Linked DNA regions of Mus musculus: region 2 is linked to region 1. A link is a loop called in an ENCODE intact Hi-C map of the cell type or tissue named here. Cell type or tissue: heart. All regions are shown on one strand. Links, peaks and the distances in the headings refer to the core of each region. The heading gives the core; the rest is flanking DNA.

The links. Peaks named below come from ENCODE experiments on the same cell type or tissue, not always from the same donor. Only the 100,000 strongest peaks of a DNase experiment are listed, where the experiment ranks them.
Region 2: a loop joins it to region 1, with 4 times the contacts of the local background. A loop is called at or near these places in 1 of 42 quality-filtered maps.

What each region holds. Positions count from the first base shown.
Region 1 is chr2:126,929,244-126,936,288 of GRCm38, reverse strand. Sppl2a (signal peptide peptidase like 2A) reads left to right here and starts at 3,054. Exons shown (of 15, transcript NM_023220.2): 1 at 3,054-3,342. The coding sequence starts at 3,277. In heart, for the core only: a CTCF peak has its summit at 3,227; a DNase peak (open chromatin) is centred at 3,188; H3K4me3 peaks cover 1,974 bases; H3K27ac peaks cover 2,116 bases.
Region 2 is chr2:126,671,954-126,678,998 of GRCm38, reverse strand. Gabpb1 (GA repeat binding protein, beta 1) reads left to right here and starts at 3,407. Exons shown (of 9, transcript NM_001271468.1): 1 at 3,407-3,643. It overlaps A630026N12Rik (RIKEN cDNA A630026N12 gene), which reads left to right and starts at 3,712. Exons shown (of 1, transcript NR_166192.1): 1 at 3,712-7,045. In heart, for the core only: no CTCF peak of the experiment used is centred there; DNase peaks (open chromatin) are centred at 3,188, 3,348 and 3,698; H3K4me3 peaks cover 3,694 bases; H3K27ac peaks cover 2,672 bases.

The sequences.
Region 1 (7,045 bases), core at 1,362-5,361:
TAAAGGAAATTTTTTAGTGAAGCCCACAGTTAAGAGACTTTGAATTTTAAAGTACTTTGAATTTTAAAGGATACTGGATATTTTAAAAGGATTGAACTTTTAATATGTAAAGACTGTGGGACTTTTAAAGTTATTTTGTAGCCAGCCTGGTCTACAAAGTGAGTTCCAGGACAGCCAAGGCCATACAGAGAAACCCTGTCTCGAAAACCCAAAAAAAAAAAAAAAAAAAAAAAAAAGTATGATGCATATACACGATGGAAATTTTTTGCATTATAAAATTATCCATTTACTGCCAAATGGATGCAATTGGAAATCATTATATTAAGTGAAATAAGCCAGATGCAGAAAGACATATTTGGAACCTGGATTTAAAATTATTCATACATATATACATATTATACACACTTATGTATTGTGTATATAGTTGAACAAAGAGAAACAATGGATTTTGAACTATGATACACACAATGGAATTGATTCAGCCTTTACAAAAGAAGGAATTCGGCCAATGACCTCATGGATGAGCATAGCAGACATTACAGGTGCCTCCTCTTGCAGATATTGTCATCTCAACCCTAGCCATTGAGGACCAAACCTTCAAGCACATGAACCTTGCAGGGACAAATTACATCCAACCCACAGCAGGTTGCTTATAGTTTGGGATCATCACAGGGCCACTTAGACCTTCGTGGACCTGTCTTCACAAACATTTGCTTTCATTTCTCTTAGGTCCATCACTAAAAAAGGAATGGTTGTGTTGTACAGTAGGGTATGATTAACTAGACAAGAAAAGCCCGTGTGTGAAACTGGTTGCGCTACTTTACATCGCCACCAGAATTCTGGCTCCTCCACATTGTAACCGATGTTTGGCAACATAATTTTCATTCCATCCATTCTTGTAGGTCCATGGAATTTGTGCACTCCTTTTCCAGTTTTTGGTCTTTTTGTTGAATAATAAGAGTTCTTTATATATCTGTATATATATATATATATATGAACATATAAATACATATATGTTTATATATGTGTGTGTGTGTGTTTGTTTATATATAGATGCTTTATGATTGTCTTCTCCCAGTCTACAGTGGTCTTTATTCCTTTAAGAATATCTTCCAGGGGATGGAGAGATGGCTCAGTGGTTAAGAGCACTGGCTGCTCTTCAGGAGATGGACCTGGGGTCAATACCCAGCATCCACATGGCTGCTTATAATCAATAATTACCTAGAACTCCAGTTCTGGGATCTGGTGTCCTCTTTTGATCTCTGTAGACACCTGCACACACATAGTAGACATAAGCTCATGTAGGTGTCTATGAAAGTACACACACAAATAAATATTTAAAAAACATATCTTCCAAAGAACAGAGGTTTTTATTTTGGTGAAGTGAATTTGATTTTATTGTTGTATAGTTTTTCCTTTTTTCGTGTCCTATTTTAGGAATTCTCATCCAACAAGAAGCTCTTAAGAGTATAAATGTTCCCCTGAGACAACTTAGAAGGTCAGGAGTAAGATTTATTTGAGCTAAACTGAGGTAGCAGTATGAGGTCTCTGGAATGCTCATTCTCTGATTCTCGGATTCAATAGGTTTGGATGGTGATGCTGAAACTGCAGTCAGGAGCCGTGGTCCAGGCCAGCACTCTGAAACACTAAATAATGAAAGGTTTTTAAGCTTGGCTGTATATTAAATCTGGAAATGTTTTTAAAATCCAGATATATTGCTCTCATCAGATGAGCAAGTATCTAGGATCCCAGTGGAAAGGGGAGATTAGCTTAAACATCAGTGTCCTAGAAGGATTCTAAAAGTGGCTGAGAGTAAATGCAACAATGCTTGACAGGCAGTTTCTGTCTAGGGGGTTCTTACAGCTGGTAGGGTTACAAATAGATTGAAACTGGACCAGAGGGGGAAGCCAGGGGACAGACAACTACAGAAAAAACCCACGCAGAACTGTGGGAGAGCTTCCTTCAGGAATTCCCCCAGGAAGATGCCAATGAGGAAGTCTCAAGTTCCAAGCTGTGCAACTATTTCACCCTCTGCCTCTTCTCACTCTCCCCCTCTCCTAACTTCAGCCAAGGTCCAGTTCTGTAGTTCTGTAGTTCTGTAGTTGCCTCCCTTGGCTTTCAGACTAATGCTTCCTTCCTCTTTGCCTAGCTGAAATTAACTTGCACAGAAGGTAATAGTCAGTTATACTCAGCTAGGGCTGGTGTTTTTTTTTTTTTTTTTTTTTTTTTTTTCTCTTCCTGGTGCCCTATTTTTACCTCCCTTGGATCCTTGTGGAGTTCCTTGTGAAAGGTTGCTTTGTAACAGTGTTTGCTCACACATCTGTAGTCCTTGCTGTGTCCCTCCTTTAGGATAACAGGAACACTGTCCTATTCAGTGTTTGGTATTAAATAGTCATCCAACAAATATTTGACAACCTAGTATACACTGGATATTCTGTGTGTAAGGACACAGCAGTCAACAGAGCAAAGAGGGATCCTTCCATTAACTGGATAGCAGCATGGGAGATACATAGATGAGTATAAGAAAATGGGGGGAGGGACCCCCAAAACCTCAGGCATGGTGACTTATGCCTATGATACAGGAAGATCTCTGAGTTCTAGGCCATCATCTTCAAAGTGAGTTCAGTACTAGTCGAGGATGTTTCCAAAGAAAGCAAGAACAACAACAGCAATAAATAAATAAATAAATAAATAACAAAAAGAAAAAAAAAGCTATGAAGGTTACAAATAAATCATAGCATGAAAGTGAATTAAGGGGTACTTAAGATGAAGTGTACTAGGAAACCCTCTTTAGGGAGGAAGTGTTAAGTAAGTGATAAGGGAACACCAAGAGTGTATTCCCCAGAGACTGCCCGCCTGGAGGGTCTGTGGATCTTAACGGGTGGGAAAGTAGAGAAACCAAGGACAGAGAAAACAGGGTGAGGTGACGTAAACTTAGCAGCAGAGGAAGAGTTTTGATTTGTGCTGCCAAGTGTGGAGAGGAGCCTCGTCTGGGTTCCGTATTTACGAAGATCGCCCCGAGGCTACGTGGCAGAGGCCAGAAAGGAAACTGAAACCCGAAGCTCCAGTGGCTTGGAATGGGCGGCGGCCGCAGTTAGGGGGAACCGAACGAGAACCCAGGATTTACGCAGCTAAAACGGCTCTGCCAGGAGCTGACAGTACCCACAGAGTCCCGGCCTAGCGTTTCGCGGGAGGGACCGGAAGAGGAAGTCGGGGCTGCACCCTAGAGGTCCGGGTGCCGCCAGCGCAGCCTGAGCCTAGCTGCCCGCCCGTGGGATGGGGCTGCTGCACTCGCTGCACGCTCCCGCGGCTGCCCTGCTCTGGAGCTGCCTGCTCGGACTGGTGAGAGCCGCACTCCCCTCCCCTCCCCTCCGCTTTTCCCTCCCCTTCCTCCCGCTTCCTCCCCCTCCCCCTCCATCCCTTCCTTTCCCTCTAACCTCCTCCGGATTTCCCTCATCCCTCCTCCTTCCCTACCTCCCCCTTCCTCTCCTTCTACCCTGGCTTCCCATTCTCCCACTGCCCGGGCCCGGTTAACTGCCTTCGTCCTTGAGTCCCAGCATTCCTCACCCGCCCCCAGCCCCCGAAATCCAGCGAAATGCCCAACCCCTGGGAGAAACCCGCGGGCGGGGGTAGGAGTGGGTGGGGAGCTTCCTCCTCCTTGGTCCTGGAGCCCTCTCTATAATTTTTCACTGTGCTGGCATCTTTTCTTCTTAATTCAAAGAATTCACTTCTGTGCTTCTCTGTGTAGCCCAATCTTACTGCTGCCTTTTGCCTAGAAAAAGGCGGATGGAGGGGCCGGTGTGAACAGGGTTCCAGGTGTTAGCGTTCTGGCCTGCTCTTTTGTTGACTGCGCTCACATACATTTCTCTCTATAGCCATATGAATATCTATATACTTTCCTTTCACTCCCAGATAGTGCCTTCTATGTAAGGTACATGTGATTATACTATGGGATTTGTATTATGCTTTTGTTTTCATATAGGTATACTTTAAAATACCTTTAAAGGGGAAATGAGAGGTTTGAATAGTTTGACGTCTAAAAGGGTCAAAGTCTGGTTGAGAAAAAAATAACAAATATGCGCTCACATACCCATATTTGCTGAAATAATGTTTTAAAATTCGGGATCAAAGTAATTTGAGCTCCAATGTGTGACCAAGAAGCTAACTCTCAGTGTTTTAGATTTTGTTTCTGTTCACTTTCTTTTCTGACATTTGATGTTGGGAAATTTGTATCGGTATTGTTTGCACACTGTTGTGTAAACTGTGTATGTAGTTATTACTTAAAAACCATCACTTCTCTGAAAGACTGCTTTGTCACTCTGGGCTTGAAAAGGTCATGGAGAAGGTTTAAGCCCCAAACAGTTTTTTTTTTTTTTTTTTTTTTAAGGTAGCCTTTGGCGTTCTAGGAACTTTGCTGGACAGCATTCGGAGAGAACCCATTCAAAAAGTATTTTGAGGAGAGAATGACAGCACAGTAGCTTTACTTTGTATCTTTAAAGCAGGAACTGAATAACCAGACAAGTGTCATTTAGGTCCAAAGAAAACTCACAGGATATGTAAATGTCTCGGCCCTCTAGCTTAGCTGTCAAGCTTAACTCATTTCAGGGAACTTAAGATGATTAATACGAAATAATGTTTACGTACTTATACCATAGCTCCACTAATTTTTCTCAAGGTAAATCAATATTTAGCACAGTAATACATCTACTCTTGATAAACCCACATTTTTTGGGCACTCAGGAAGCTGAGGTCTGTGGATCTCTTGAGTTTGGAGCCGGTTTGGTCTACAGAGAGTTCCAGGACAGCCTACAGAGAGAAATCTTGTCTCAAGAAAACAAACCAAACCAAACAGAACATACAAAGTGTTAAGTCCACACTGTGGTTGCTATTAAAGAGCTCAGAAGATACCTGGGTAATGATGGATGTCATGGATACAAGGGTAATGACGGCTACCTATGTAGCATGCTATTTTTGTTGTTGTCTTAATTCTTTCTTCAGACTTTTTTTTTCTCTGTAGCCCTGGCTGTCCTGGAACTCACTCTGTAGACCAGGCTGACTTCAAACACACAGAGATCCCCCTGCCTCTGCCTCCTCTAAGAGCCGAGCTTAAAGGCTTGTGCCACCACTGACCTATTTAGCAAGCTTGTTTTAGGTATGGTCCCTGAAGTACTTGGCCTCCCCCAAACAGGGTCTGAAACTGGCTGCCCTTGAGCTCCCCAAGAATAACAGTGAGTCTGACTGTCTGACTGTAGCGTGGGGATTGTAGGCATGAACCACCGTGCTCAAATGGCTTCATAAATGGTAGGCGAGTGCTCGACTGAGCTAAATCCCTAGCCAGCTGAGGAATAAGAGTCTTGTTGTTGTTTGTTTGTTTTGTTTTTAAGGTTTGGAAAGTTGGTAATAGGTTCCCTTGGTTGCGACTTTAAACATGTCCCTTTTCTGAACAAACTATAAGATTTCCAAATATTTTTGTAGTGGCTTTGCTTTTGATTCTTAGCATAAATCTTAACTACAAATATCTATTAATACCTGTGTGAGATAATCTGAACAATGTGCTACCCGGACATTGCCTCTTTCAGTCCTTTAAACTCAGCTTCCCACAGGGTCAGAGTTTGGACAAAATGAAGACAAGTTCTTTACCAGAATGGTACAGCATGGTGCATTTAGCCTAATTCCAGATAGAGTCATCATTCCGTCTGCAAATTCATGAGCCTGCTTTTTTACTATCTGCATTGAGGGCAGCATCCCGCTATTCTGTTCTCTCCCCAGAATGGCCTTGATAAGCTCTTTTTATAGCATGGTAGGCTTTCTCTAGACTGCTCCTCCAAACCTCCAAACTTCTCCTACACACTAATGTCAAAGGCTTATGAACCATATCATCAGCTATAATCTGTCATAAGCAACAACCTACCTCTGCAGTACCATATTTCTCAGCATACTGTTAGTTGTGGCTGCTTGTGTTTTCACTGCTGACCCATTTCCCTGGATCTTGTGTTCTTTTTATTTTTTATTTTTTAAACTGGAAATATTTGGTTCCTTTTAAACAGCTATTGATGGTATAATACAACAATTCCAGGTGATACTAATTTAAACATTTACTAGTTCAGGGAAGGACAATCTCAGCACAACGTAAAGCCAAGTGTCACGTGACTCCGCTGCTTTCTCAAGAAAGGAGGGATGAAGGCATGGTCAGAATGGTGGTTGACAACTTGGACTCCTGTAGGTTGCTTATGGGTCATTTTGTAGATATACTGGCAGGCGAGATGTTGGAAGCAAACCTACTGTTCTTAGAAACAACAGTATGCTTAAAATAGGAAAAAGAAAAAGAAAAAAAGTCGTACATTTGAGCTCATATCTGAAAACAAAGAAAAATATCCACCAAATAGCACAACAGATTTTTTTAAATAATTATTTTCTAACATTAACATTGTTATTGTAGGGGGCTGGAGAGATGGCTCAGTGATTAAGAGCACTGACTGCTCTTCCGAAGGTCCTGAATTCAAATCCCGGCAACCACATGGTGGCTCACAACCATCCATAATGAGATCTGATGCCCTCTTCTGAGGTGTCTGAGGACAGCTACAGTGTACTTATATATAATAAATAAATAAATAAATAAATAAATAAATAAATCTTTTTTAAAAAAAGATTGTTATTGTAGGGAAACATCTCTTTTTTTTGAATACCCAATTTAATGTTCACTGTATTAAATTGCAAAGAGAACTAAGTTCTGTGTTCTATACAAATTAAAAGTCCTATGAGCATACTTCCCCACACCCTACCAAAGCTCAGGTTTGCAATGGACATGTTCTTCTTTGTTTATTTAGAGATAGGTTTGTTCACAGAGAAGATGGGAAGAACCCCTATTGAAGGAGGGAGCAGTATTCTGAACGATTGAGGATGTCTGCATGTCTCCCACCTTTCACTTTTGTGTATCTTTCTCTGTCACCTTTTACTGTTTCCTTATCTTTCTAGGCATAGGAAGGAAGACAAGAAAAGTATTTTAGTTAAAATACTTATAAAAGTTATTAAGGTTATTTTTATT
Region 2 (7,045 bases), core at 2,070-6,069, 260 kb after region 1:
TTTAAAAAAAAAAAAAAAAAAGGCATGTGCCACCACGCCCGGCTCAGAAATTTACTTTTAAAACATTAACTTTAGTTTAAAATTAAGCATGGCTTAATCACTACAAAACTTTTTAATGTCTGGAGCCAGGTGGATAGGTAAACCAACTTTTCAATTTAATGAAATCAAGTATTGAGATATGCTTTTAAAATTATTTATATACTAGATTTCAAATAGTGAGAAAGGAATAAAACTGTACTTCATATAGATCAAAGACATTAATTTCACTTTCTTTCCTTTCTTTTTTGGCTTTTTGAGACAGGACTTCTCTGTATAGCTTCACCTGTCCTGGAACTCTGTATTCAGACTGGCCTTGAACTCAGATCCAACAAGAGGCCTTTGCTTCTGGAATGCTGGGATTAAAGGTGTGTGTGTGTGTGCGCGCCTCTACCGCCTGGCTCACGTTTACTTTTAATGAGGTTACTACAAAATTCTGTGCAGCTTATACTTTTACCTGACGTTAGTAGCTCAGGCAATCACCCTCAAAGCTTAGACAGCACTACTGTTTCCTTTTCCCTCACTCCACACTTAATGAACAAGACAGATTATGCCTAATAACTTTCATGGAACCATCTGCTTTCTCCATCTCTACTGTTGTCTGTGTGACTCCATTCTTGAAACTTTCAACGGTGACTTCATCTTCCCGAAGCTGCAGACTTTTAATCCTTCCCACCTTCCCTTTGCTCCCCTAGACATCAGCCTACTGGCCTTCTGGAGGTACCCTTAAACTTCACAAACTGCCCCACTTCTTTCCAGTGACCGCTTAGCTCAGACACCACCTCAGGGGAGACTACTTGGAACCAAGTGCCAGTATTTTGTCTGTTTTTTTTTTTTTTTTTCCCACTTGGAGAACTACTTTATCCAGTTACCCTTTCATTTTGTGAAATTATTATAGGATATTATCCTTCATCCATTTTAAAACTCTAGTTGTTCTTCCTTTTACCAGCAACAGTAGCTGAAGCCATGTTCTTAGCTGCTACTTTTATCTTCTCTAGCTCACAGAACAGGACTATAAGAATGGGCACTCCACACCGAGCAGTGGTGGCGCACGCCTTTAATCCCAGTACTTGGGAGGCAGAGGCAGGCAGATTTCTGAGTTCGAGGCCAGCCTGGTCTACAAAGTGAGTTCCAGGACAACAGTCAGGGCTACACAGAGAAACCCTGTCTCAAAAGAGAGAAAAAGAATGGGCACTCCAGCACTGCTGAAGGAATGAACAGAGCTGATTAGACAGGCCCATAGGCTTTCCATGGTCACACAGAAGCTTCATCTTCCCTAGCAGTCCTCTCCCTTTGCTTTTTTCAGTGAACACACTGCCAACCCTCAAGTACTCTGACAAACTTGAGTCACCTTCCTTGACATCTCCTTCAGGCATTCTCACATCCAGTCAAGCATTCTCCAAATTCCTAACAAGCAGTTGTGATTTCCTTGATTCCTACTTGTGACTACCTCAACCTGTGTAGTCAGTTTTCCAAACTACTGCTTCTCCATGCCTGGGGCGTTTTTACTGAATAGCTACCAGTCAAAAACACCAACTCATTAAGGAGACATTCAAGGAGGTCACTCAACCTCTACAGGTCCATTTCTGGGAATGATCGAAATCATCTCTCTAGTTCTGCATTACTGTTCCCTTCGACTGGATGGCCTTCACCAATTTCTGATTTCTATATAACTTTTATATAGCTATTTGATTCCTCTGTAAGGTTACTGTGTGTGTCTGTTTGTGGCAGGGGAATATTCCTGCAATCACACCACATTCAGCTTTTCTGGCATAACCACTGATGATGTATACTCGTCTAGATGCTATAGCACAATTAAGGCAATTAACTATTTACTCAAAATATTATGGAAAGGAATAACAATTTAAAAAAATTCATAAGAGCTGGCAGTATTGGTACACCCCTCTAATCCCAGCACCTGGGAGGCAGAGGCAGGTAGACCTCTTTAAGTTTGAGCCCAGCCTGGTCTACAGAGTGAATTCCAGAGCAGTCAGAGCTTCACAAAGCGAGACCCTATCTCAAAACCAACCAACCAACCAAACCTAACCAAAAACCCCTGAAATAAAATATTAAATAAAAAGAAAAAACATGAACTATGCTCTCCCCATTCTGTTTACTTTGCTATGTCTTACACTGGCTACAAACTTTCACTATATAAATAAGAAAGGCAGCCGGGCGTGGTGGCCTTTAATCCCAGCACTCGGGAGGCAGAGGCAGGCAGATTTCTGAGTTCGAGGCCAGCCTGGTCTACAAAGTGAGTTCCAGGACAGCCAGGGGCTATACAGAGAAACCCGGTCTCGAAAAACCAAAAAATAAGGGCAAGTGTCCTTATCTGAGGACAGACACACACAAACACAAATGAAGTCTGTAAACAATTTGGATCTCATTTAAGCCATTTTGCTCCTAGGTTATTCTCGGTTGTCTCCGATATTCTCATTCCTAGATACCTGACGCCAAAAGTTCCACGGGTAGTGGACTTTTCGGTGAAATATATCAAAGTGGAACTTTGAAAATCGCATGTGAAGTAAATTTATAAGGCTTTTCCTTCACAAATCATCATCTCCCAATCAACTCTTGGTTCATTGAAAGTAAAATACGTCACTAGGCATGGTGGTACGCGCCTTTAATCCCAACAATTGAGAGGCAGAGGCAGGCGGATTCTTTTGAGTTTGAGGCCACCCTGGTCTACAAAGCCAGTTCCAGGTCAGGCAGGGCTGTTACAGAGAAACCTTGCCTCGAAAACAAATCAACAAAAATCCTGACAATACAGACAGGAGAAAAGCGTCACTATTACAACATTAAAAAAAAAAAAAGCCACAGAAACATCCACGTCACACACGACCAGTTTACACCAGGTGAAGAGGACAGGCATCCTTTGTTCCCGCACAGGCCCCACAACCAGCGATTCCGGGTACCTTCCAGGACCACGGTAAGTTAAATCTTAGGTACCCGGCTGCCCTTCCGCCTGCCGGGAATCTGCTAGAACACCCCATAGTCAAGTCCAAGCTCCAAGCGTCCCGAAATGCCGGCACTTTCCGTGTCACGCCGGGGGAGAACTTAGCACACGCACCCCTAACTCCCACACATCCCGCCCCGCGACGCGGCGCGGAACACCCAGCCGCGCACAGGGCCACCGCAGCGCTCACCCCGCTGCCGCGCAGGCGCCGGGCGAGCCGGGACTTGCGGTCGCCCCGCGGATCATTCCGCCGCAGCCTTTGTGTGGCCGAACGCTAGAAATGGCTTATTTCCTTTCTCCCCGTTTAAAGTCAGAAGCAGACCCTCTCATCCCTTTCTCCCGCCGGAACGGGGCTGGGGGAGGGCGGCGGCAGGCTCGCTCCCGGGGCCAGTGGGGCGGAAACGGGCGCGGGTTGGCGAGGCCGCCGCAGGCATGCTGGGAGCTCGGCCGCCGTGTCCCTCCGCGCCGACGGGGACTTTTCGGTGGGGATTTTGGGCGCCGAGCAGACGCGGCATTTTCGGAAAATAGCGCCCTGTGCAGCGAAGCGCTCTGTGTGTGGCGGGGCCGCGTCTGCCCTGACGGCTCCGAGGCGCCGCGGTCCCCGCACCTCCTCCCGCTGCTCCCCCGCCGCCGCTCCCGAAGCTTTTCCAGGTCAGTGCGGGTCTGTGTAGGGCCCTGTTACCACCGGATGTGGAAGTTGATCTCTTCGCTGGTAAAAAATAATTCCACTTCCCCCGGAACCCAGATCATCCCCGCGATTTCCTGTTTATTGCATTAAGGCGCCGGGTTTCCGGGGCTCCTGGCCCCGCTTGTTTGGCGGGGGTCGGCGGGGTCGGCCTGGGTGTCCGTGCTGCCGCCGCCGCCGCCGCCGCGCTTTGTCCGCCCGGCGCTTGGCTTCTGGGAGGGGCGGCAGACATGGTGGCGGCCGCCGCCCCCTCCTCGGTCAGGCGCCGCGGCCTCCTGCGGGCCCCACGGGTCGGGTCTGCGGTGGGGTCGCCATGGCCGTGGGGGTCCGGGCCGGCGGGGCAGGCGGCGGGAGAGGCGGCGCTGTCCCCGCCCGCTCCTTTGTCTCGGCGGCCTGAGGGCCTGGCCTGGCCGGGCCGACGACAAGCGGGAGGGAAGGCCGGGCCGCGCTGCCCCGCTGGGCCCCGCGGAGCCCGGGGCGCTCGGGTTTCGGCCCGAACAGCCGGGTCGGGGCAGGGTAGACGGGCCAGTCCGGAAGGGACGGAGCCTGCCATTCTCAGTGGCCGAGACTTTTGCCCCGGAGACTTCGCCACCGGAACCCACGCGAGCGCGGGTGCGGAAAGAAGCCGCGAGTTTCGTCGGTCATGTCTTGCCTGGGCACAGATCGGTGTTGAGTGTGCTGTTGTGAACCTCTCCCACGGCGTTGAAGCCGCGGGCTTAGCCTTGAAGTGTGCATCTCCAAAATGAGAGCGAAGGAAAGCGGGCCTACCTGCTGGCTTTTTTTCCCTTGAAGCTTTTGCTTTAAGCCCATTTCCACTGTGTCTAGCAGACACATTTGCTTTAAAGCAGGGAGCGAGACCACAGTACTTCTGAAAGAGAGCTTCATAACGTGGGAGTAATTTTTAAGAGTTCTTTCTGCAGACACTGTGGTTTGTTGTCTATTCAGGCAAGTTACTTTCTGAAATGTAATTTTTATCTGGGGGTAAAAAAGAACGGTGGTGTGCTTTTTCTAGGGAAGTAGTGGCCTTCCCAGAATTGAAAACGCACCGAATTTAGTACGCAGACGATAGTCTACCTCACAGAGATTCACCCAGATTAATTTAAATATAACTGATAGCTTTTTGGCTCTTAGGCCTTCAGACTCTGACTTTTTAAGTTTTAAGGGAACTGATGGCTCTTATCCCTTTATTCGCTTTTCTTATTTTGTCAAAAATGAAAAGTAACGTGTCAACTCATGACTTAGGCAAGAGTCACATTGTTTTGCACTTTCGAAAGTCTTTTTTAAAGCCTAGTTTAACAGAAAACATTCTTGAGTCAATTTTTGCAGACAGTCTTGTGATATGCCACATAGCCAATGGAAAACACTGTATGTATATTATGCTTTTTTTAAAAAACATGATATATCCCATCCTTCTATTCAGCATGTTAAGTACAATCAAGATATTGTGAAAGACAAACTGAATGAGAAGAATGATTCTTGTAGTTTGGGGGAGAGGCCTCTAACTTTTTAAAAGATGGCCATTTAGATGCTTAAGCATTGCAGAGATTATAATTTACCAGTAGCCTTGATATCTGGAAATAGTCCAAGTGACAAGACATTTTAAAGTTCCAGTTCATATGCTTAACGATGTACACATATAATCAGCGTGTAAAGACCCGCTTGTAAGTACCTTCTTCACGAGGACACGTGCATCTTAGGCGCTTCAGACTTCCGTGGGAAGTGAGGTGTTTGCCGAAACAAAATGCACATGTAGTTTGCATGTGTAAGTCTTAGCCTCTTCCCTGACTCAGTCTGGGTTTCTTGGGTGTGGGCGATTAATCTGTAATAGTTCAAGATGAGTTTGGGGCTAATGGCTTTGGAAGGAAGCTGAGTTTCCAGTGGTTTCTTAAAACCCTCGTCTGATTCTGTCAGTTGACCTCTGCTGTTTCATCAACAGGAAGCATCTGGCCATTCTTCATGTCATTGTCAGAAAGTGCCAGGTGCATTTTTATGTTTGCTATTATGCATATCAAAATTGGATCTTAATTTTAACCTCGTTTTTATTCCCCTCCCTCCCTCCCCCGGCATTTTAAAAACCCGTGGTATCTCTAGGTATAGGTGAGGCAAACATTACAAATTCAAAAATTGTCACATGAAATTTTAGGTCAGAAATTAATTTTTGAGTGAGCTCAAGTTTCTTGCAAGTTGTCTTGTTAGTAAATGCACTGATGATGTCCAATCCTTATCTCACCGGCTATCTTAGAGACTCATGTCAAGGCAAGTTCCTGGACATCTAGGAACTTGTTTACATATTGACAAATATGACAATTTGACATTGTATACATGTCATATAGTGTACAAATTAAGGTATGTGTTGGGACCCATTCACTTTCTCTGCTCTAGTTTATAAATGTATAATTGCAGTCGTAATATGAGTGTGGGTAGCTGTCCAGTGATCCAGTGGCTTTTTAACTAAAAATTACATTTCAGTAACAAGTGTCTCAACTTGGGGTCAGTTGTAATTAGCATTTTCCTTGTCTGAGGAGGATTGTTCCTTCATCCCTGTAAAAGATAAATCTTGTGTCAGAAGAAGTTAGAATTAGAACCTGTGTTCTCAGCTCTGCAGTGTTGTCCACAAAGGTTAGTGCATTTTTATTTGGACTGTGGATGTTTATGGCAGTAGAGATGTAGGCAGAGAGTAAGTTCTCCAAAGACAAGACTTGATTTATCCTGATAGAAAAAAAGTTGAAGAATACCAGTTGAAGCTTTTCTGGTCACAGGAGCTGATACTGACTCCTGTGTGCCTTAGTTGTCTCATTTGTACAGTAGGAATAATTACATGAATTCTTCCATAGAAAGTGGTCACAATGATGCCTTAGAGCACTGATTCCCAACCTTCCTAATGCTGCCACTTTTTAATACAGTTCCTCATGTTTTGTTGACCCCCTAACCATAAAATCATTTCATTGCTATTTTGTAATTAATTTTGCAACTATCATGAATTGTAATGTAAATATCTGTCACCGGTAGTCTTAGGTAATCCCTGTGAAAGTGATGTTTGACCCCACCCCTCACCCCAAGGGATCACAACCTATAGGTTGAGAACTGCTGCCTTAGGTCATTAATAGATCAGTAAATTTTACTGTTTTTTTTTTTTTTCCTTAATTTCAGTTTAGCTTTAATTTTCCCCAAATCCACTGTGTAGTCCAGGCTGATTTTGAACTTGGAGTAATTCCCTTGCTTCAGTTTTACAGGCTGGGCTTACAGGCATGAGCCACCATGCCCAAGCTAGTACAGTTACTGTGGGCTCTCAGCCCCACTATTGAGAGCCCTTGTAGTCAATAATCTTGGAATTTGTGTGTGTGTGTGTATGCATATGCATGTGTTTA